Linked DNA regions of Homo sapiens: all the other regions are linked to region 2. The links are chromatin loops, found by intact Hi-C in ENCODE. Cell type or tissue: heart right ventricle. All regions are shown on one strand. Links, peaks and the distances in the headings refer to the core of each region. The heading gives the core; the rest is flanking DNA. Region 1 overlaps BRF1 (BRF1 general transcription factor IIIB subunit). Region 2 overlaps PACS2 (phosphofurin acidic cluster sorting protein 2). Region 3 overlaps BRF1 (BRF1 general transcription factor IIIB subunit).

What was found. A loop is a pair of places that touch in the nucleus more often than their neighbours do. Peaks named below come from ENCODE experiments on the same cell type or tissue, not always from the same donor. Only the 100,000 strongest peaks of a DNase experiment are listed, where the experiment ranks them.
Region 1: a loop joins it to region 2, with 2.0 times the contacts of the local background. A loop is called at or near these places in 5 of 110 quality-filtered maps.
Region 3: a loop joins it to region 2, with 3 times the contacts of the local background. A loop is called at or near these places in 29 of 110 quality-filtered maps.

What each region holds. Positions count from the first base shown.
Region 1 is chr14:105,263,266-105,270,974 of GRCh38, forward strand. All of the region lies in intron 3 of BRF1 (BRF1 general transcription factor IIIB subunit), which reads right to left. Among named protein-coding and RNA genes, the nearest start is that of BTBD6, 19 kb to the left of the region's middle. In heart right ventricle, for the core only: a CTCF peak has its summit at 4,817; no DNase peak of the experiment used is centred there.
Region 2 is chr14:105,349,195-105,356,903 of GRCh38, forward strand. PACS2 (phosphofurin acidic cluster sorting protein 2) reads left to right here. Exons shown (of 25, transcript NM_001100913.3): 3 at 3,184-3,273; 4 at 5,858-5,983. Among named protein-coding and RNA genes, the nearest start is that of PACS2, 38 kb to the left of the region's middle. RefSeq lists an enhancer at 3,529-4,058. In heart right ventricle, for the core only: CTCF peaks have their summits at 3,234 (motif pointing left) and 3,443; a DNase peak (open chromatin) is centred at 3,207; H3K27ac peaks cover 428 bases.
Region 3 is chr14:105,291,275-105,298,983 of GRCh38, forward strand. All of the region lies in intron 1 of BRF1 (BRF1 general transcription factor IIIB subunit), which reads right to left. Among named protein-coding and RNA genes, the nearest start is that of BRF1, 5.9 kb to the right of the region's middle. RefSeq lists enhancers at 1,799-1,948, 2,099-2,218, 2,859-2,988. In heart right ventricle, for the core only: no CTCF peak of the experiment used is centred there; a DNase peak (open chromatin) is centred at 3,146; H3K27ac peaks cover 1,162 bases.

The DNA of each region.
Region 1 (7,709 bases), core at 1,819-6,818, 85 kb before region 2:
AGTGCTCACAGTCTCGCTTGGCAAGGGAAGATAGAGTTTACAGTTCAGTGGCTTCCGAGCCAGCCAGACACGAGGGGCCAAGCTGCCAAGAGAAGAGGAAGCAACTTCAACAAGCGAGCAGGGCACAGTGCACTTAGTCCCTTTACGGCAGCTGCCGCCCCTGGAGCCACAGGCACCAGGCTGAGGCCCGCCAAGCCCAGAAGTCAGCTCTGAAAGGCAAAAGAGCCGAGCAGGAAGTTCTGCAGTCCCGAGGTGCCAGGAAGGGACACCTGGGTCCTGCCACGATCCTTCAGCCGGGAACCAAGACGGACCAGCAGCAACTGGATCAGAGTGAGCTACCTGCGTGCTCTCTGCTTGCTCAAGAAAAGTTAAATTCCCGGCCGGGCGCGATGGCTCACGCCTGTAATCCCAACACTTTGGAAGGGTGAGATGGGCGGACCACGAGGTCAGGAGATCGAGACCATCCTGGCTAACACGGCGAAACCCTGTCTCTACTAAAAATACAAAAAATCAGCCGGATGTGGTGGCGGGCACCTATAGTCCCAGCTACTTGGGAGACTGAGGCAGGAGAATGGCATGAACCTGGGAGGCGGAGCTTGCAGTGAGCAGAGATGGTGCCACTGCATTCCAGCCTGGGCAACAGAGTGAGACTCTGTCTCAAAAAAAAAAAAAAAGAAAAGTTAAATTCCCTCTGGATGGAAAAGTATCCATCATCTCTGTAATATTTTAGACCTAATATTCCAGCGATTCAATGAAAAATTACCAAGCATGACAAAAGACAAGACCAAAGGAACAAAAACAAAAAGAAAATCAAGATAATAAAAACAGAACCACAAATGATTCAACTATTTGGCTTATCAATGACTTTCACCTAACTATGAAGAAATGAAGAATCTTACCAAAGAACTGGACTCTAATAAAAGGAGTCTTAGTGATGGCTCACATCTATAATCCTAGCACGTTGGGAGGCCAAGGCAGGAGAATAGCTTCTGCCCAGGAGTTCAAGACCAGGCTGGGCAACATAGCAAGACACCATTCTCTACAAAAAATAAAGAGCCCAGGAGTTCAAGACCAGCCTGGGCAACACAGTGAGACCTCATCTCTATAAAAAATTGATGGCCAGGCGCGATTGCTCACACCTATAATCCCAGCACTTTGGGAGGCCGAGGTGGGCGGATCACGAGGTCAGGATATCGGGACCATCCTGGCTAACACAGTGAAACACCGTCTCTACTAAAAATACAAAAAAAAATTAGCCGGGCATGGTGGCGGGTGCCTGTAGTCCCAGCTACTCGGGAAGCTGAGGCAGGAGAATGGCATGAACCCGGGAGGCAGAGCATGCAGTGAGCCGAGATTGTGCCACTGAACTCCAGCCTGGGTGACAGAATGAGACTCCATCTCAAAAAAAAAAAAAAAAAAAAAAAAATTGAGTGGGTGTGGTGGCGCATACCTGTAGTCCCAACTACTATGGAGGCTGAGGTGAGAGGATTGCTCGAGCCTGGGAGGTCAAGGCTGCAGTGAGCTGTGACTGCACCACTGCACTCCAGCCTGGGCAACACAGCGATATTCCATCTCTTAAAAAAAAAATTAAGAAGTTAGTAGATGGGTTCAACACCTGATTAGACACAGCAAAAGAAAGGATGAGCAAAAGAGAGAAAGGCTAATATATGGAGTCCCAGAACAGGAAGAGAGAGTGGAGCAGAAACTTTATTTGAAAAGATACTACCCAAGATGTCTCCAACGTAGACAAAAGACATCAAGTCATAAGTTCTACTTATCCTTTTTTTTGTTTTTTTTTTGTTTGTTTGTTTTTTTAGAGACAGGGTCTCACTCTGTCGCCCAGGCTGGAATGCACTGATGCACTGATGTCATCACAGCTCACTGCAGCCTTGACCCCTGGGCTTAAGTGATCCTCCTGCCTCAGCCTCCTGAGTAGCTGGGACTACAGGTGTGCACCACCACACCTGGCTAATTTCTTTTATTAGCCTAGGCTGGTCCTAAACTCCTGGCCTCAAGTGATCCACCCACCTCAGCCTCCCAAAGCGCTGGGATTACACCCATAAACTACCACACCCAGCCAAGTCACAAATCCTTGAACTTCTACAAAAAATAATCTGGATAAACACAAAGAAAACCACATCTAGGTACATCAGAGTCAAACTGCCAAATCCAAACACAAAAATATTTCTTAAAAGCAGGTAGTGGGCCGGGTGCAGTGGTTCACGCCTGTAATCCCAGCACTTTGGGAGGCTAAGGTGGGCAGATCACCTGATGTCAGGAGTTTGAGACCAGCCTGGCCAACATGGTGAAACCCCTCTCTACTAAAAATACAAAAATTAGCTGGGCATGGGCCAGGCATAGTGGCTCACACCTGTAATCCCAGCAGTATTGGGAGGCCGAGGCGGATGGATCACGAGGTCAGGAGATTGAGACCATCCTGGCTAACACAGTGAAACCCCTTCTCTACTAAAAATTCAAAAACAAAATTAGCCAGGTGTGGTGGCGGGCACCTGTATTCCCAGCTACTCGGGAAGCTGAGGCGGGAGAATGGTGTGAACCCGCGAGGCAGAGCTTGTAGTGAGCTGAGATCATGCCACTGCACTCCAGCCTGGGCGACAGAGCAAGACTCCCTCTCAAAAAAAAAAAAAAAAAAAAATTAGGTGGGCATGGTGGCATGCACCTGTAATCCCAGCTACTCGGGAGGCTGAGGCAGGAGAATCACTTGAACCCAGAGGGCAGAGGTTGCAGTGAGCCGAGATGGCACCACTGCACTCCAGCCTGGGTGAGGCAGTGAGACTCTGTCTCAAAAAAAAACAAAACAAACAAAAAACCGTGTGATGTAACGAAACTCACCTAGAGAGAAATTTATAGCCTCGAGTGCTTATGTTAGAAAAAACAGGCCAGATACAATAGCTCACACCTGTAATCCCAACACTTTGGGAGTCCAAGATGAGAAGATAACTGGAACCCAGGAGTTTGAGGCCAGCCTGGGCAATACAGTGAGACCCCATCTCTAGTGCACCTATGGTCCCGGCTACTCGGGATGCTGAGGCGAGAGAGTCGCCTGAGCCAGGGAGTTGGAGGTTGCAACGAGCTAGGGTGGTGCCACAGTGGTACAGCCTGGGAGAACAGAGCAAGACCCTGTTTCTAAAAAATTTTAAAAAATTAATCAGTGTTATTTACGTTAGGTAACAGATTAAGGGGAAAATGTACATGAAAAAATCATACCAATAAATACATTGGTGTTTGATAAAATTCAGTATTTTTCATGACAAAAACTCTTGGAAAATTAGAAAGCAAGGTAACATCCTCAAGCTGATAAAGAGTCCTATACACAAAAGTCTACCGCAGATACATAGAGCGAAGGGCAGAAAACACCCCTCCCAGGACAGGAGAGAGCCAGGCACATCTCCCTCCCCAGGACCATGCTGAGTCCTCGGCATACAAAAGGCAGGACAAACAGATGAGAGGTGTGTGGGTTAGAAAGGAAGAACCAAGGCTGGGCGGGGGGTTCACACCTAGAATCCCAGCACTTTGGGAGACTGAGGGAGGCAGATCACTTGAGCTCAGAAGTTTGAGACCAGCTTGGACAATACAGCAAAACCCCGTCGCCACAAAAAGTACAAAAATTAGCCAGGGGTGGTGGTGTATGCCTGTAGTCCAGCTACACGGGAGGCTGAGGTGGGAGGATCGCTTGAGCCTGGGAGGCAGAAGCTGCAGTGAGCCAAGACTGCGCCACTGCACTCCAGCCTGGGTGATCAAGTGAGATCCTGTCTCATGAAAAAAATGAAAAGAAAGAAGCAGAACTGGCATTATGAGCAGCAGACACAGTTGTGTGCATTAAAGGAGAGACTCCAAAACTCAAACAGTAAGATCGACAATTGAATTTGGTAGGAATGATGTATTAATAATGTCAACATACAAAACTCAGCTAAACCTCTGCTACGCCAGCAACAAGACACCACCGACAAGGGGCCCACATGGGCCCACGCTGGGTGTGCCGGTGTTTCCAGGTCAGCCTTTCGGAAGTCTGAAATGGCAACTTTTTTTTTTTTTTGAGACGGGGCTCACTCTATTGCCTAGGCTGGAGTGTAGTGGTGCGATCATGGCTCACTGCAGCCTCGACCTCCTGGGTTCAAGCGATCCTCCCACCTCAGCCTCCCCAGTAGGTGAGACCACAGGTACACACCACCAGCTGGATTTTTTTTTTTGTTTTCTTTTTCTTTTGTAGAGACGGGGTTTCACCATGTTGCCCAAGCTGGTCTCAAACTCCTGGACTCAAGCAATCCTCCTGCCTGGGCCTCCCAAAGTGATGGGATTTACAGGCGTGAGCCACTGTGCCTGACCTGAAATGCCAACGTCTTCATGCCTAATGATGTGTGCACCATTTGATTCCCTCATCAGCCATCCTAATACCTTCTTCTGACCACTTAAACTGTTATAAATGCCCTGTCCTTGAGAAGGCAGCAGAGGGAGAGGAGCAGGAACAAGGGGGCCTGGTGGCAGAAGGAGGTGCTGGCCAGAACAGGGGGGCAGAGAAGTGTGGGCTCTGAAAGCCCATCCCAGACCCCAGAATGGAATAAGCTGAATGCACATGGCCCCTGCTGACCTGAACGGACGGTTCTGCAGCCTGAGAGAGGAGCTGGGTCTGAAGGGAGTGTGGCGGCTGGCGGCAGAGGCCTTGCTCCCACGCGTGGCCAGGCACGCCATGGAGGCTGAGGCTGGCAGGCCATGGAAGCTGGGCATGCTCTTTGCAGACCTACGTGGGGACAGGTGATGGCACCATCCACAGTGCTGGCCCCAGGGCTCTGACGCCCTCTAGGGCTCACCAGCCTGTCACCATCCCAAGATGCCCTCTCACATGCAGGCCTAGGGCAGCCTGGCTGGACAGGAACAAATGTCAAAGACCCACAAACCAGCTGTGGGCAAAAGCTGCAATAACAAGTCGAGACACACAGCCAGGAAAAGCACACTGGCCACAAACTACCTGCTCGACAATGGCAGAGGTGCTCATTCCAGCTGAGTCTCTGCCCGGCATGTCCAGGTCCCGTGTCTCAGCCCTGCTGCCCACGCAGCCTCCCTGGGCTGGGAGCCAGGAGCAGACTCAGGCCTAGGGTCAGCCGGGCCTTGCCAGACTCAGTGGGACTCAGCAGCACCCCGTTCCTCCTCCAGGAATCCGGGACTGGCTGTGTCAGCCACCAGGCTACGGGGCCAAGAGAGGAGGTGTGTGTGCACAGCCCCCGGCACTTTCGGGGTGATAGTGGACACACCTGAGGATCGGGCAACAATGAAGGGTGGGCAGAAGGAGGAATAAGCTTGGATGTTCTTAAATCAAGCCCTTGTTCCTTCTGAGAGAGGATTTCTTGTATCCAGCCCTGGGCTCAGGGCACTGGTCCCACCCATGGGCTGGACGATACGATAGGAGGATCCTGGGGGGCCTCTCCTGGGGTGGGGGCCATGCACCCCACAACGTAAGCTCACTGCACAGGACCCTCCACGTCCTGCTGACGGCAGGGTGGAGGTGGGGTGGTGGGTGCTGTTGCGCCCTGGCTAAAGGTGGCGAGTCCAGAAGGTGACGGGAGCTGTGCAGGCAGCAGGGCTGGGCCAAGCAGCCCTGTCTCGGAGAAGAGAGCCTGGCTGCACACACCCTCTCCTGGGTGGATTTTCTGTGGAAGGGAAGTGGGTGGAGCTATTGAGGAAACTGAGGCAGCACATGAGCCCAGCCAGCCAGCTGGGGCTGCAGGAGGCGAGGACAGTGGCCAGAGCCAATGCAGGTCAGCAGGGAGGGAGAAGGCACAGGGGCAGGAGAAAACAAGGAGGGCGGTGAGAGACGGAGACGTGTCCAGGATGGGTCTGGGGGCTCTGGCTGGCAGGCCTAGGGCACGGTGCTGCCCGCAACCTGAAGGGAGGGCAGAGCGGGACATGCTACACCTGGCCTGACCCACTTCCCTCTAAAGTGCCGGCAAAGCAGGGGTGGGCTGGGAAGTGAGGGCTACAGCTACCCGAGACCAGCCCGAAGCATCCTCTGAGGATGCTGAAGGGAGCCCCACCAGGCCACCAGCAGCCAGAGGGGATAGAGTGCGGCCTCCCGTGAGCACAGTCCTGTTCCAAGCTGTCTTGTCCTTAGCAGCTTTATAAGGTACAAGTTTGTGCCACAAACCTGCCTGTTCACAGTGCACCGGGCAGTGGGTTTTCGTAAATCCCCAGAGCTGAGCAACCACCACCAGGATCTAATTTTAGAATGCGTGGGGGACACGGGGTGGCTTCCTGGATGCTGCCACTGTGAGCACTGTGCGTGAGCCTCGGTGGGGACACAGGTACTCTTTTCCCTTGGGCACACACTTAGTAGGAGGATCGCTGGAGCGTGTGGGAACTTTGTGGCTAAAGGTGGTCCTGCCAGACTCAGAGGCAGCCCCGGCAGTGCCACAGGACTGCTCTCCGTCCTGCCTGTCATCACCCCATGAAGGCCCATGTCCCAGGGCATCTGTCCCCCCCACAGGAGGCCCAGTGAGGCAGCAGCATGGACGTGGTTCCACCCCACCTTGCTGACGCTGGGGTCCCAGTGCCGGCCTGCACCCTAGGCCCTGCTCCACAGCAGTCCCCACACAGCTCCTACAAACACAAGGGAGGCAGGGCCATGGGCTGACCCTGGGCTCTGCTCAGCTTCTCGCTCAGGACCTTGGTCTGCTTCTAAGAGAGCAGGATCGGAGCAGGCCTCTCAGTGGGACCCCAGGGTGGAGCCGGGGCAAGCAGACAGCAGGCGGGGCGGGCAGGGACGCGGGCGTGGGCTCTGTCTCTCGCCCTGCAGTGGGCTGCCTGGGCACTCTGCATCATCCCTGTCCCTAAAGGCACACGTGTGCTTTAAACACTTTTACGCAGAAATGACAAATTTCAAAATGTTGAAAGGACTTTTTTTTTTTTTTTTTGAGACGGAGTCTCACTCTGTAGCCCAGGCTGGAGTGCAGTGGCGCGATCTCGGCTCACTGCAAGCTCCGCCTCCCGGGTTCCCGCCATTCTCCTGCCTCAGCCTCCCGAGTAGCTGGGACTACAGGAGCCTGCCACCACGCCCGGCTAATTTTTTTTGTATTTTTAGTACAGACGGGGTTTCATGGTGTTAGACAGGATGGTCTCGATCTCCTGACCTCGTGATCCGCCCACCTAGGCCTCCCAAAGTGCTGGGATTACAGGCGTGAGCCACCATGCCCAGCCCAAATTTCAAAATGTTAAAAGGACATTTTCAGGGTTGGATGCAGTGGCTCATGCCTATAATCCCAGCACTTTGGGAGGCCAGGGCGGGTGGATCACTTGAGGCCAGGAGTTTGAGACCAGCCTGGCCAACATGGGGAAACCCCATCTCTACTAAAAATACAAAAAAATTAGCCAGGTATGGTGGTGCACACCTGTAATCCCAGCTACTCGAGAGGCTAAGGCACAAGAATTGCTTGAACCTGGGAGGCAGAGGTTGCAGTAAGCTGAGATACTACCACTGCACTCCAGCCTGGGTGACAGAGCAAGACCCTGTCTGGAAAAAAAAAAAAAAAGTAACATTTTAATGAAAGATCCTGATACTGAGGGTTGCCTGGCCAGAGGCACCGTCAGCAGGCTACCAGCTCGTCATCTCCAGGAGCCCTCCCTGCACCCCACTCAAAAGAGAAGCAGGCCACCAGGATCACCTGGCACCCAGGACACCCCTCGAGGGGGACCAACCA
Region 2 (7,709 bases), core at 961-5,960:
CCCCGCCAACTGTCAGGGCCACCCCTGCCCTTTCAGGGTCATACGGTTCCAGGTGTGTGGCCTGTATAGGGCCACCGCCAGCGGGCTCTCCCTAGCCGGCACCACTCATGGGCAAGTCTCACCCATGTCCTCAGCATACAGGAGTGTCCTTCTGTGTGGCCGTCCAGCGTGACAGGGTGGGGTCTCAGTGGCTGTTGTGCTCCTGACCCCAGCCCATCAGCTCCTCGAGGATGGGGCCCTGCCCTTGGAGCCCATGTCCAAGGCCCCACACAGGTCCCTGCAGCTGGCCGGATTCTTGACACCTGCTGTGGCTCTGACACGGGGTCTCCGGGTCTCCCCGACCTGCAGAGTAGCACCTGAGCCTCGGCCAGTGTGGCTGAGGTCACCAGCCAAGCACTGGGTCTTGAGTGCGAGGAGGCCTGAGGCTTGTTGTCTGTCCCAGTCAATTGCCACTATGTGAAACCTACTGCATCTTAAATAAACGTCTGGAGAAACCCTTTTCCTCGCTGAACATGCTCGTGGATTAGCAGCAGCCTACATCTGCGGCGTGTGCTGGTGGCCAGGTTCCCCGGGTGGTGGGGCCTTGCCCCAGGAACTTCCAGGAGCGTGTGGCTAATAGCAGGACCCCAAGAACTTCCAGGAGTGCGTGGCTAATGCAGGACCCGGAGAACTTCCAGGAGAGCGTGGCTAATAGCAGGACCCCGAGAACTTCCAGGAGAGCGTGGCTAATGCAGGACCCCGAGAACTTCCAGGAGAGCGTGGCTAATAGCAGGACCCCGAGAACTTCCGGGAGCGCGTGGCTAATAGCAGGACCCCGAGAACTTCCGGGAGCGCGTGGCTAATAGCAGGACCCCAAGAACTTCCAGGAGTGCGTGGCTGATAGCAGGATGGAAGCGTCTCTCCGCCTGTCCTGCCCATGGGTGTGGCCATGCCCAGGGTGCCCAGTACCTGCTGCAGTCTGGCTGCGGGTCGTCCCTGGGGAACAGGGAGCTCTCTGTGGGCCATTGCCACCAGGCCGTGAGGCTGTGTCTGGACCTCTTGGCTTGGGGGGCAGGGGTCAGGGTCTCATTGGGTCTTCAGAGCAATGCAGAAAGGCATGAAGGCAAGAGTCGACCCCTCACTGACTTCTGAGTCTGGTGCTGTTGACCTCTAACCTCTGGCATGGGGCCCCACCCCACACTGACCCTGTTCCTTGGCCCCATTCCTTCCTCTGCCTGTCTCTGGTCCTGCCCCAGCCTGTGTCTTGACCGAGAGCTTGGCCCCAGGGCCCCTCAGAGCCCCACCTCTCCAGCCCCTCTGTGTAGCGCATGGACTGGCTGCCCATGCCCTCCCTGCCCACCCCAGCTCAGCAGCCACGTGGCCCTTGGCCTCCCTTGATCACCCCAGCTCCTCATCTGCTTCTCTTGGGGTGTCCTCTCCGCCCAGGCCCCCTGTGGGGGAAGCAGCCAGCCTGGCCCCGCAGCCCCACCTGCCCCTCAGCCTTCTCTGGCGTGCACCTTCGCCTCACTGGCTGGTGGCACACACTGTCCTTTTCCCGACACAGCTGGGTCCCTGCAGGTCCTCTGAGGGGGGAATGCTAAGAGGGACCCGACGCAGAGCACATTTGCAGGGAAACATCTCTGAAGGGTCAAGGGGAGGAGCAGGGAGAGTCCAGACCACAACGCAGGGGCAGCTGGGGAGAGGAGAGGGGACAGGAGGGCTGGCCGAGGAGAGCCGCGCTGCCTCTTGCCACGCTGCACGTGAGGCCCCAGCACAAGGGGAGGACCAGAGTCCGCCATGGACGTCTCATGGAGCCCGAGTACGGCCATGCGGGCCGCCCGCACCTGTCCTGAGGCCCCGCTGCTCCCACCCGAACCTGGGCTGGCCCCGGGCTCCCGTTGTCTGTCCTGGACCCCCGCCCGCCCTCCAGCCACCTGGCACCTCTCATCCACTGTGTCCCGCGCGCCGGCCTCCGGGAACCTTGTGCCTGGGACCCCGCAGCGGCTGCTTGTTTCTCGGGGCACGAGGTCCCCAAGCTCATCCTTGTTGGGATGGTCCCATTTAAAACAGCACTGCGATAAGCACGTTCAATCCATTAGGAATCTATTTTGATATAAAGTTTGCGGTTGGGGTCCTGTTGTCTTTCACGCAAATGACTCGTTATCCATTTAGCAGGTGCGTGTGATGTCTCCTGCTGGCCTGAAGCTCACTGGGTATGAACTGTGTTTTCAGGTGCTCATGCATTTCCTGCACCTACATCTAGGCTTCTACTACCCTCATTTTTGTGACAGCATCTCCGTATTTTAAGTATTGTATCTCTGTATGTTTTACTTTCTGAGAGGACCAGTCAGGCCTGATCATTCTTCTTTTTAGAAAATGCTTTAGGCCAGGTGCAGTGGCTCATGCCTAATCCCAGCACTGTGGGAGGCCGAGGAGGGTGGATTGCTTGAACTCAGGAGTTGGAGACCAGTCTGGGCAACATGACTAATCCTTGTCTCTTAACAAAATACAAAAATTATTGTATATTTTTTTGTGGTGGTACATGCCTGTAGTCCCAGGTGCTAGGGAGGCTGAGGCTGGAGGATTGCCTGAGCCTAGGAGGTCAAGGCTGTAGTGAGTTGAGATCGAGCCACTGCCCCACAGCCTGGGTGACAGAGACCCTGTCTCAAAAAATAAAAACAAAAAATAAAAAAATGCTTTAAGCCAAGCATGGAGGCACATGCCTGTAAGGCTGAGCTACTTAGGAGGCTGAGGCAGGAGGATTGCTTGAGCCCGGGAGCTCAAGTCCAGCCTGAGCAACACAGCGAGACCTGTCTCTCAAAACCAAAACCAGAAGAGGCTTGGTGCCTCCAGATTTGTTCTGCCAGACAGACTTGGGCAGCGCAGTCAGGTGCTGCTGCACCTGGCCGTGGAATCTGTTTTGTGATCGCGTTAACTTCAGCAGGAGCCGCTCCTGGTTTCTCTCTCATGTCTTAGGGCAGATTCCTGGAGGTGGAACCTGTGGGCCGAAGGGTCTCCATGTTTTTAAGGTTCTTGGGAAAGATGCCAGGGCACCTCTGAGAATTACCCCAGCCTGTGCCTACCACCCCCAGACTGCAGGGCTGCAATCCTGCCAGTTTTAGAGTGCAGGAGTCACGGTGTCTTTGCCTGGTTTCCTGCTGATATGCAGTCCTTTGAGCTAGAACAGGTCTTGCTTAATCACAGGGCTCCAAACGAATCCTGCGGTCCCATGAGATTGTGCTGCCCCCCAGTGGACAAGTGGAGACAGACCTGGCCCTGACCTTCTCCTTGCAGGTGAGTCTTTCACCAGTGGTGACGACACCCTCATCACTGTCCCCTGGGGAGACGGGCCCCCCTCATCACTGTCCCCTGGGGAGACGGGCCCCCCTCATCACTGTCCCCTGGGGTGATGGGCCCCCCTCATCAGTGTCCCCTGGGGAGACGGGCACGCCTCATCACCGTCCCCTGGGGAGACGGGCACCCCTCATCACCGTCCCCTGGGGCGACGGGCCCCGTCATCCCTGTCCCCTGGGGTGACGGGCCCCCCCATCACTATCCCCTGGGGTGACGGGCACCCCCATCACTGTACCCTGGGGAGACAGGCCCTCCCCATCACTGTTCCCTGGGGAGACGGGCCCCCCCATCACTGTCCCCTGGGGAGACGGGCCCCCCCATCAGTGTCCCCTGGGGAGACGGGCACGCCTCATCACTGTCCCCTGGGGTGACGGGCCCCCTCATCACTGTCCCCTGGGGAGATGGGCCCCCCTCATCAGTGTCCCCTGGGGAGACGGGCACCCCTCATCACTGTCCCCTGGGGTGACGGGCCCCCTCATCACTGTCCCCTGGGGAGACGGGCACCCCCATCACTGTCCCCTGGGGAGACGGGCACCCCCATCACTGTCCCCTGGGGTGACAGGCCCCCCCCATCACTGTCCCCTGGGGTGACGGGCACCCCCTCATCACTGTCCCCTGGGGAGACGGGCACCCCCATCACTGTCCCCTGGGGTGACGGGCCCCCCCAATCACTGTCCCCTGGGGTGATGGGCACCCCCTCATCACTGTCCCCTGGGGAGACGGGCACCCCCATCGCTGTCCCCTGGGGTGACGGGCCCCCCCATCACTGTCCCCTGGGGTGATGGGCCCCCTCGTCACTGTCCCCTGGGGAGACGGGCGCCCTCATCACTGTCCCCTGGGGTGATGGCCCCCCCTCATCACTGTCCCCTGGGGTGACGGCCCCCCCTCATCACTGTCCCCTGGGGTGATGGGCCCCCTCATCACTGTCCCCTGGGGTGAGAGCATTTGTCTCATCATTGCCATCAGTGTCCTGCGTTACTGCAGATCTTCTGTTGATTATGGTTTATTCTTAAATGATTAGAAGATTTGTATTTGTTTATTAGGTTGAGTTTTTCTTTGTTTTTTCTTTGTTTTTTGTTTGTTTGTTTGTTTTTGAGATGGAGTCTCTCCTTGTCACCCAGGCTGGTGCAGTCTTGGCTCACTGCAACCTCCACCTCCCGAGTTCAAGCGATTCTCCTGCTTCAGCCTCCCGAGCAGCTGGGATTACAGGCATGTGCCACCACGCCCGGCTATTTTTCGTATCTTTAGTTGAGACGGGGTTTCACCATGTCGGCCAGGCTGGTCTCGAACTCCTGACTGCATGATCTGCCTGCCTCGGCCTCTCAAAGTGCTGGGATTACAGGCGTGGGACACCATGCCCAGCCTAGTTTTTCATTCCTTATCTATGATAAAGAGAATATAAGGCCGGGTGTGGTGGCTCATGCCTGTAATCCCAGCACTTCGGGAGGCCGAGGTAGGTGGCAGGAGAATCGCTTGAACCCGGGAGGTGGAGGTTGGTTGCAGTGAGCTGAGATCATGCCATAGCACTCCAGCCTGGGGGACAGAGTGAGACTCCATCTCAAAAAAAAGAGAGAATATAATAACGAGGGCAAAAAAACACTTACTGAGTCAAGGCTATTTTGCTCTTCTATTTAAAAAGATAGGGGAAACTCAGAGTTCACAAGCAATCCCAGCTCTTCGGGAGGCTGAGGCAGGAGGATTGCTTGAACCCAGGAGGTGGAGGTGACAGTGAGCCCGGCTAATTTTTGTATTTTTGTAGAGATGGGGTTTTGCCATGTTGGCTAGGGTGGTCTCGAACTCCCTACCTCAGGTGATCCGCCCAGCTTGGCCTCCCAAAGTGCCGGGATTACAGGTGTGAGCCACCGCGCCTGGCCCAATGCTCCATGGTTCAGTGGGTTTTGATAGGCATGCTCAGGCATGTCAGCACCACCGCAGTTAGGGTGGTGAACAGCCCCATTTTCCCCTAAGTATTTAAACTGATTTTTATTTGTGAACTCTGAGTGTCTAAGAGATACCTGTGAACATCAGCTTGCTGGAGCCCTGCTGGACAGGGAGCCTGTGGTGAGACGTGCAGGCGAGTTGGGTGAACAGGGGGCCTCGGAGGGAGAGCCCTCCCCGCCCTGTGTGCCCCTCGCGGAAAAGCGTCCTGGGTCCCACCTTGCTGATTGCCTCAGGCACATGAGCCGCCACACTGTTTCCGAGTGTCCACAGGCGCGCTCGGCCATCCCGGACACTGCAGCACATAGTCCTTGTCCACCTGCCATGGCTGTTAGCGTGGCGCGGAGCCCTCAGGGCCTGAGCTCTGGCGACTGGCTCACTCTTGATTGTGTTGGGTAAAGGATGGGCTCTGGGGACCGGCATGCCACTGGGATGAACTTGGGGGCCCGTCTGTGGGTGCCCTTCCGATCTCATGGGCAGCAGGTTGGCCTGGTCGCAGGCTGCAGGGTGGCTGGGCCGTCAGAGGCCGTGATGCTGCCTGGGGCCCCGGTGCACCCTCAGCTGCCACTCGCACTTGTGCCCACAGTATCCTCACTTCTTGAAGAGGGAAGGCAACAAGCTTCAGATCATGCTGCAGCGCAGAAAGCGCTACAAGAACAGAACCATCCTGGGCTACAAGACGCTGGCCGCGGGCTCCATCAGCATGGCTGAGGTGAGTGCTCCGTCTGGCGTGGCCTGCGTCGGGCTGGCCACCTGGGTGCCAGAGCATTCGCCCGTGGGAGATGGAGATGTCTCTCCCGGGTCCAGATGTCCAGGGATCAGGTGAAAATGATGAGAGGAGCCTGGGCGGCCGGGCTCCGCCATAAGGGCCAGGTGCGGCCCCAGGTGGTGCTTCCTCTCTGACCTTCCCTTGCCGCCTAGCATGGCTCCCCGCATGCCTGCAGCCGCGCGCACTCCCCTCTAACGAGCCTGTCCTGCCCTTCAGTGGAGGCTGGGTTTTGGGTCAGGCTGCTCTGGAGTCCTTCCCATGGAGGAATCGCTGCTGTCCCCACACCACGGGTGCGTCCTGTGATGGGTTCGTGTCTGCATCCTGCTCAGCACGTGCTCTGGCCCAGGATTGGCTGAGCAGGAGCAGGACAGGTGTCAGTTCTGTGAAGGGGCTAGCGACAATACCCGAGCAGGGCGGGGGCAGCACCCAGAGGTCAGAGGGGTGGCTGGAGTTCCCTGGAGGGGAAAGAAGGGGAAGTACCTCAAAAGGAAAAGAAACAGCCAAGCAGCAGCCCACCTTGCTCCAGAGAACCCAGCGTTCCAAGGAGGCTGCAGTAGGGCGTGGGGGCCTGGGAGAAGACACCCCAGGCTGAGGCCTCGGACTTTCTCATGGACCCTTTCGGGGCTGCAAGATTGGCTCTGGGAGAAGGGGCAGCCCAGGGCCCCAGACCAGTTTGTCTCTTTTGCTTCAGAACTTTCCCCATCGTGGGGTTGTGTTCAGGGGTCCAGGGGCTGCGGGCGTGAGTGGTGCTTGGGGCATGTGAAGCTGGGTTGCTGCCTGCCTGGGGCCTGGGAAGGTCAGCCAGCGCAGCCCCTCATTGGGAGCCGGAGATGCCAGAGCCCCCCAGCCCCTCTTCTTCCCACTTTGTCCCCCTGCTCCTGGGGCTTGGGGCTGGGACAGTGGGGGTGCCCACTTGTAGCTGGTTCCCCCACACCCCCAGGCCCAGCCTGCAGGCCTCCTGTCTCCCAGGTCAAGCGCTAGGTCCCCCAGATCCTCACACACCCCCACTTACGCATCCAGGACAAGTGCCAAGTACTACTCTGGGCTCAGCCCTCCCTGCTACCCCAGGAGATGGGAGCGTGGAGGGTACAGGAAGCAGCAGTGGCGTCCCGAGGCCTCGCTTCTCCGTGCCGCCGCAGGGCCTCAGACAAGCTTTGCAGTCTTCCCGATTCCTTCGGCAAACCACGGACAGCACGGGTGGACCGGGCCTCCAGGCTGCACTTCCCAGGGCCCTGGGACCCCTCTGGTGGCCTGGAGCTGCCCATCATCCCAGCCTCCCTCCTGCAGGCTGAGCGATGGGTGAACAGGTAGCTCAGGGATGCTCTCTGGGCTGTGAGAGCCTCCTGGGAGCCACCGCTTGCTTCCTGTGGAGCAGGAGGGTCCAGGCACTGTGGGGAGGTCATGCAGGCTCTGTTTCCCATTAGCCATGCAGGCGAGGTCCTGCTGATCCCTGCCGGTCCCTGTGTTTCCCATTAGCCATGCAGGCGAGGTCCTGCTGATCCCTGCCGGTCCCTGTGTTTCCCATTAGCCATGCAGGCGAGGTCCTGCTGATCCCTGCCGGTCCCTGTGTTTCCCATTAGCCATGCAGGCGATGTCCTGCTGATCCCTGCCGGTCCCTGTGTTTCCCATTAGCCATTCAGGCGATGTCCTGCTGATCCCTGCTGGTCCC
Region 3 (7,709 bases), core at 1,101-6,100, 58 kb before region 2:
GCCAGGGGCCCTCCATGTCCTGAAAGACCCAGCACAGCACTGTCCATTTCACACCAGGATTCTTCCAACATGAGAAAGCAATAACCTTTAATATTCACGTGCTCATTCAACTTAACTGGGGGCGGGCTCAGTGGCTCATGACAGTAATCTCGGCATTTTGGGAGGCCGATGTGGGTGGGTCACTTGAGGTCAGAAGTTCAAGACCAGCCTGGCCAACAGGGCGAAACCCCGTCTCTACTAAAACATACAAAAAAAAAATTAGCCAGGCATGGTGGTGTGCTCCTGTAGTCCCAGCTACTCGGGAGGCTGAGGCAGGAGAACTGCTTGAACCCAGGAGATGGAGGTTGCAGTGAGCCAAGACTCTGTCAAAAAAAAATTTTTTTTTAACTGGAGACTTTCTGTTGCTGCTGTGAAACTTCCTTTTTTTAAGAGACAGGGTCTGGCCGGGCGTGGTGGCTCACGCCTGTAATCCCAGCACCTTCGGAGGCCAAGGCGGGTGGATCACCTGAGGTCAGGAGTTTGAGACCAGCCTGGCCAACATGGCGAAACCCCGTCTCTACTAAAAACACAAAAATTAGCCGGGCATGGTGGCACATGCCTGTAATACCAGCTACTTGGGAGGCTGAGGCAGGAAAATCGCTTGAACCCGGGAGGCGGAGGCTGCAGTGAGATGAGATTGCGCCATTGCACTCCAGCCTGGGCAACAAGAGAGACACTCCATCTCAAAAAGAAAAAAAAAGAAGTCTCACTCTGTCACCCAGGCTAAAGCGCAGGGGCACCATCACGGCTCACTGCAGCCTCAACCTCTCGGACTCAAGGAATCCTCCCACCTCAGCCTCCCAAATAGGCGGGACCACAGACATGCGCCACCACGCCTAGCTAATGTTTTCTTATTTTTTGTTTTCTTTGTTTGTTTTTTTGAAGACAAGACAGAGTTTCGCTCCTGTCGCCCAGGCTGGAGTGTAATGGCACGATCTTGGCTCACTGCAACCTCCACCTCCCGGGTTCAAGCGATTCTCATGCCTCAGTCTCCCAAGTAGCTGGGATTACAGGCGCCCACCACCATGCCCAGCTAATTTTTGTATTTTGGGGTTTTTTCTTGTTTTGTTTTTTTAGTTTTTGTAGAGACAGTTTCACTATGTTGCCCACGCTGGTCTCAAACTCTTGACCTCAAGTGATCCTCCCACCTTGGTTTCCCAAAATCCTGGGATTACAAGCATGAGCTACCAAACCTGACTGGAAACTTCTTTTAAGGGGAGACACCTGTAGGAGGCCTGGCTGGCTGGGCAGTAATGGATGGAGAGGAATTCAGGGGTCCCACAGGTGAGTGCCCAAAGGAGGCTGGACCAGACCGCAGTGCATCCCTGAGAGCTGGGGACGGGGACCCGGGAACACAGAGCGTGTGCCTACTGGTGGGGCTGGATGCAGTAGCATCAGACATCTGGGAGGAGCACTGACAAACAGGGCCAAGCACGGCAGCCCACACCCCTTCCCAGGCGCAGACCCTTCCCATGCGCACACCCCTTCCCAGGCACAGACCCTTCCCAGGAGCAACCCTTTCCCAGGCCCACACCCCTTCCCCAGGCCCACATCCCCTCCCCAGGTCCAGACCCCTTCCCAAGCCCAGGCCCCTTCCCCAGGCCACTGCGGAGGAGCTGGTTTTGTAGTGATTACAATTTGGTTACGGAAAACAGGACGTGTGTCACGCTGCAGGCTAACCAGCAGCTTCCTCCCTCACCCAGATGGCAACGGGACAGAATTCACCCGTTTCCTAAGAGCAGGCACCTTCAGCCACAACTTAGGGTTCTGGGGGTCATGGAGCAGAGGCAGAAGCCTGGAGCCTTCCACCCTCAGGACTAGAGCCCCGCCAGGAGGCCAGGCGCATGCTCAGAACCCCAGGCCGCAGGGAGAGGCTGGCCGGTCACATCCTTCTCTGAGGCAGAGGGAGCTTCCCAGCAGGCGAGGGCAACTCCACCACCCATGTCCCCCTCCAGGGCCAGCGCCAGGTGACATGCAGCCATGTCACAAATTAGGTCCGGCTGCATCGTGACCCCAAACGGAAAACAGCAGCACTCACGGACACCCCAGCTTCGAAGTTCTAACTGTGAAGCCACTGAAAGTTGTGATTACGGGAAACGCTCCCCACCCCCACAAGTTCTGGTGACACTGAGGTGTGCTGCTCCTTGCACAGGACGAGGAGGGACCCCTGCAAGCAGGAGCCCAGGATGTCTGGTGTGTGGGCGCCATCACCATCACCTGCTGGCAGAGGGAAGCCTCAGGGCACACACAGTGCAGGACACTGATGTGGGCTCACAGGGAAGCCCCGCCTTGCCTCAGTGGAGCAGACGGCCTCCTCAGGGCACTGCCAACGGCCCCCAACTCCACCGTCTGCCTGGCCCCTCCAGCCACGCTGAGCCTCAGTCCTCACCCACCCTTCTCTCTGCACAGTCTCTGCTCGGGTGCCCCGGGACGCTGGAGCACCAGTGTGGTTTCCCCCGTGGGGCCTGGCTTCCAAGGTCAGGACCCTCTGGGGACTCTCCTGAGGCCTCTGGTCACCTGCCCTGATGCCTTAGTTAAATATTCCAGAGTAAACTGCGAAGCTGTATCAGGCTTAGTTCTCAATTAATAGGCAAAACACCTAGGAAAGACAGTGGCCTTGGGACTAGAAAACGACAGCTCAGAGAGAAAGCTCAGCTTTCAAGATGAAGCTGGAGGAAGGGGCGGCTGGGGCCTACTTGTGTGCCAGGGAAACTGAGAAGCCACCAAGGTTTCCAGCCCCCTGTGATCACCACTGTGACGAGGGAGGAAGGATGCCAAGTGGGCACCTAGAGAGCCTGCCTGGGAGACAGAGGGGCTGCCCAGAGCAACAGATCCCCTCTCTCCTCCCCACTCTCGGCCCAGGCACCACCTGCGCCGGTCCCCAGGGGCTAAGAACCCGCCGCCTCGCAGCACTTCCCCCAGGACCACCACAGTTGGTTGCTGGGCCTGCGCCTCCCTCCAGAGAGTGTGCCTGGGCTCAGAGGCGTCTTGGGGCCACCTGACAGCGCTGGCTCTGAGCTTGTTCTGACAGCACCCGGGTGACAGACTTCCAGCTCTGCACTGCTCCACACCACCATCCTCCCCCGGCAGGGCACAGTGAGGGCAGTGCGCTGTCACCAGGCCCGGATGCACTTAACACTGTGCCTGCCCGGGAAACCCTGCGTCTGCTGCCATGACAACTTGCTTTCATTACTGTTGTTATCATCCCAACAGACATCCAAGTCTTGGCAACTGTGACACAGCTGCAAACTCTGTGCCCAGCAGTCCTAGGAAGATACCCAGGGAGTATGAGCATGGAAGACGATGGGGAGGGAAGAGCAGGAGAGAAAACTCAATGAAGCCCAAGCCAGTTCTTAGAAAAGATCAAAAACACGGATCAACTTCTAGCAAGAGAGACAAAGGGAAAAAAAGACACAAAACACCAACATCTGAAAGGAAAAAGGAGGCCACTGTGGACCCCGCAGATATCAAAAGGATAAGGGAATGCTTCGAACAACTCTCTGGGCAAATTCAACAACTAGGTCAAGTGGACCAATTCCTCAACACAAGCGGCTAATTCACCCCAGGTGAAACACAGCATCTTAAATATAACTAGAACCTCAGTGATGAAAGAAGCCGAAACCACAGTGCAGAATCTTCTGAGAAAGAAAGCTTTGGGACCAGATGGCTACGCTGGTGAATTCTACCAAACATTTCAGAAAGAAAGAACACCAACTCTACATAATGTCTTCCAGAAAATAGAAGAGGAAACGTTTCCCAACCCATTCCATAAGGAGCAGAACCCTGATACCCAAGACAAGGACGTTACAGGAAAAACTACAGGCCAATATCCCACGCAAGCATCAGCAGGAACCCTCAACAGAACATCCGGCGCTGAGCAAAGCAGCTCATGCCGCTAATCCCAGCACTCTGGGAGGCCAAGGTGGGAGGATGCCTTGAGGTCAGAAGTTCGAGACCAGCCTGAGCAGCAAAGCAAGACCACATCTCTACAAAAAAAAAAAAAAAAAAAAAAAAATTGGCGTTGGCTCACACCTGTCATCCTAGAACTTTGAGAGGCCAAGACGGGAGAATTACTTGAGCCCAGGAGTTCCAGACGAGCCTGGTCAACATGGCAAAACCCCATCTCTACAAGAAAAATACAAAAATTAGCTGGGTATAGTAGGGCGCACCTGTAGTACCAGCAACTCAGGAGGCTGAGCTGGGAGGGTCACTGGAGCCCAGGGGGTTACGACTGCAGTAAGCCATGACCACTGCACTCCAGCCAGGGTGACTGAGCAAGACCCTAGACCCTGTCTCCCCAACCAAAAAAAAATTTTTTTAATTAGCTGGGCATGGTAGTGCATGCCCGTAGTCCTAGCTACTCTGGAGTCTCAGGTGGAAGGATCTCTTGAACCCAGAAGTTCCAGGCTGCAGTGACCTGTGATCACACCACTGCACTCCAGTCTGGGCAACAGTGAGACTTTGTCCCAGAAAAAAAAAAAAAAGCTGGGTGCGGTGGCTCACGCCTGTAATCCCAGAACTTTCAGGGGCCAAGGCAGGTGTATCACTTGAGATTAGAAGTTCAAGACCAGCCTCACCAACATGGTGAAACCCCATCTCTACTACAAATACAAAAACCAGCCGGGTATGGTAGTGGGCTCCTATGTAATCCCAGCTACTCAGGAGGCTGAGGCAGGAGAATCGCTTGAACCCAGGAGGGGGAGGTTGCAGTGAGCCCAGATTGCGCCACTGCACTCCAGCCTGGGCAACAGAGCGACACTCTATCTCAAAAAAAAAAAAAAAAAAAAAACTCAAGGAGTGTATTAAAAACTCTTAGGGGCCAGGTGTGGTGGCTCACACCTGTAATCCCAGCACTTTGGGAGGCCAAGGCGGGTGGATCGCCTGGCCAACATGGCAAAACCCCATCTCTACTAAAAATACAAAAACTGCGGCCGGGTGCAACAGCTCACACCTGTAATCCCAGGACTTTGGGAGGCCGAGGTGGGCGGATCACGAGGTCAGGAGATTGAGACCATCCATGTAACCCCGCCTCTGCTAAAAATACAAAAAATTAGCCGGGCGTGGTGCTGGGCGCCTGTAATCCCAGCTACTTGGGAGGCTCAGGCAGGAGAATGGCATGAACCTGGGAGGCAGAGCTTACAGTGAGCCGAGATTGTGCCACTGGACTCCAGCCTGGGTGACAGAGCAAGACGCCGTCTCAAAAAAAAAAACAAAAAACTTAGCTGGGTGCGGTGGCGGGTGCCTGTGATCCCAGCTACTTGGGAGGCTGAGGCAGGAGAATCTCTTGAACCTGGGAGGCGGAGATTGCAGTGAGCCAAGATGGTGCCACTGCACTCCAGCCTGGGCAACAAGAGCAAGACACCAGCTCAAAAAAAAAGAAAAAAAAAAAAAAACCTCTTAGAACAAGTAAGTTTAGCAAAGCCATAGGAAACAGGACAACACACAGAAATCAACCATATTTATATAAACAAGCAATGAAGAGTTGAAAACTAAATTAAAAAAATTCCACTTATAATAACTCCTAATAGAGCTTAGGTACACATCTAAAAAATGTCCAGAGGGCCAGGCACGGCAGCTCATGCCTATAATTCCAGCACTTTGAGAGGCTGAAGTGGGGGGGGATCACTTGAGGTCAGGAGTTCGAGACCAGCCTGGCCAACATGGTGAAACCCTGTCTCTACTAAAAATACAAAAATTAGCCAGGCGTGGTGGTGGGCTCCTGTAATCACAGCTACTTGGGAGGCTGAGGCACGAGAATCGCTTGAACCCAAGAGGCAGAGGTTGCAGTGAGCCGAGGTTGCACCACTGCACTCCAGCCTGAGTGACAGAGCGAGACTCCATCTCAAAAAAAAAGTCCAGAAGCTGTATGCTGAAAACTACCCAACACTGACAGACTATATCAAAGAAAATCTAAATGAATGCAAACATACACTGTGTTCCATGGACTACAAGATTCAACATAGAAAAAATGTCAGCTGGGCACAGTGGCTCCCACCTGTAATCCCAGCACTTTGGGAGGCCGAAGAGGGCGGATCACGAGGTCAGGAGTTCGAGACCAGCCTGGCCAATGTGGTGAAACCCCGTCTCTACTAAAAAATATACAAAAATTAGCTGGGTGTGGTGGCGTGTGCCTGCAGTCCCAGCTACTCAGAAGGCTGAGGCAGCAGAATCACTTGAACTCGGGAGGCGGAGGGTGCAGTGAGCTCAGATCGCGCCACTGCACTTCAGCGTGGGTGACAGGGTGAGACTCTGTCTCAAAAAAAGAGAAAGAAAGAAAAAATGTCAGCTCTCCCTAAATATATCAAGAGGTTTAATGCAATTCCAATGAAAACCCCACCAGGACTTTTGTACAGGTTGAACATCCCAAATCCAAAAATCTGAGATTATAAATGCTCCAAAACGGCCCGGTGCAGTGGCTCACGCTGGTAAACCCAGCACTTTGGGAGGCTGAGGCAGGTGGATCACGAGGTCAGGAGATCGAAACCATCCCGGCTAACACGGTGAAACCCCGTCTCTACTAAAAATACAAAAAATTAGCCGGGCGTGGTGGCGGTCGCCTGTAGTCCCAGCTACTTGGGAGGCTGAGGCAGGAGAATGGCGTGAAGCCAGGAGGCGGAGCTTGCAGTGAGCCGAGATAGTGCCACTGCACTCCAGCATGGGCAGCAAAGCGAGACTCCGTCTCAAGAAAAAAATAAAATAAAAAATAAATGCTCCAAAACATGAAACTTTTTGAGTATCAACACGATGCTCAAAGGAAATGCTCACTGGAGCATCTCAGATTTCAGATTTTTCGATTAGGGATGCTTAACCAGTAATTATAATGCAGATATTCCAAAATCAGAAAACTCTGGTATCCAAAACACTTCTGGTCCCAAGCATTTCAGGTAAGAATATGTGACCTGCAGAGATGCACAAACTTACTCTAAAATTAAAAAGAGAAAGGGAAATTAATAGCCACAACAACTTTGAAAAGGAAGAACAAAGGTTGAGGGACTCACAATATCTGATTTCAGGACAATATAACAGGTATAGTAAAAAAGCGTGTGATGCTGACAAAGGAAAACGGCACCTGATCAACAGGGCAGGACACAAGGCCCAGAGACAGACCTGCACGGACGGGGCCCAGTGAGCACAGCCGAGGGAGCAAAGGCCTTCAGTCTTTCAACAAACGGTGTTGAAACAAGGGGACCTCCAGATAAACAATGAGCCTCAGCCTACAAAGCACACCTTATACAAAACATAGATGGACCACAGATTTAGGCCAGGTGCGGTGGCTCGCGCCTGTAATCCCAGCACTTTGGGAGGCTGAGGCAGGCGGATCACTTGAGGTCAGGTGTTCAAGACCAGCCTGACGAACAGGGTGAAACCCTGTCTCTACTAAAAATACAAAAATTAGCCAAGTGAGGTGGCGCACGCCTGTAATCCCAGGTACTTGGGAGGCTGAGGCACGAGAATCACTTGAACCTGGGAGGCAGAGGTTGCAGTGAAACGAGATTGTGCCACTGCACTCCAGCCTGGGCCACAGAGCAAGATTCTGTCTCAAAAAAAAAAAAAAAGTTAAAACTTCTGCTTTGAGGCCGTGCGCAGTGGCTCACGCCTGTAATCCCAGCACTTTGGGAGGCCGAGGTAGGCGGATCACGAGGTCAGGAGATCGAGACCATCCTGGCTAT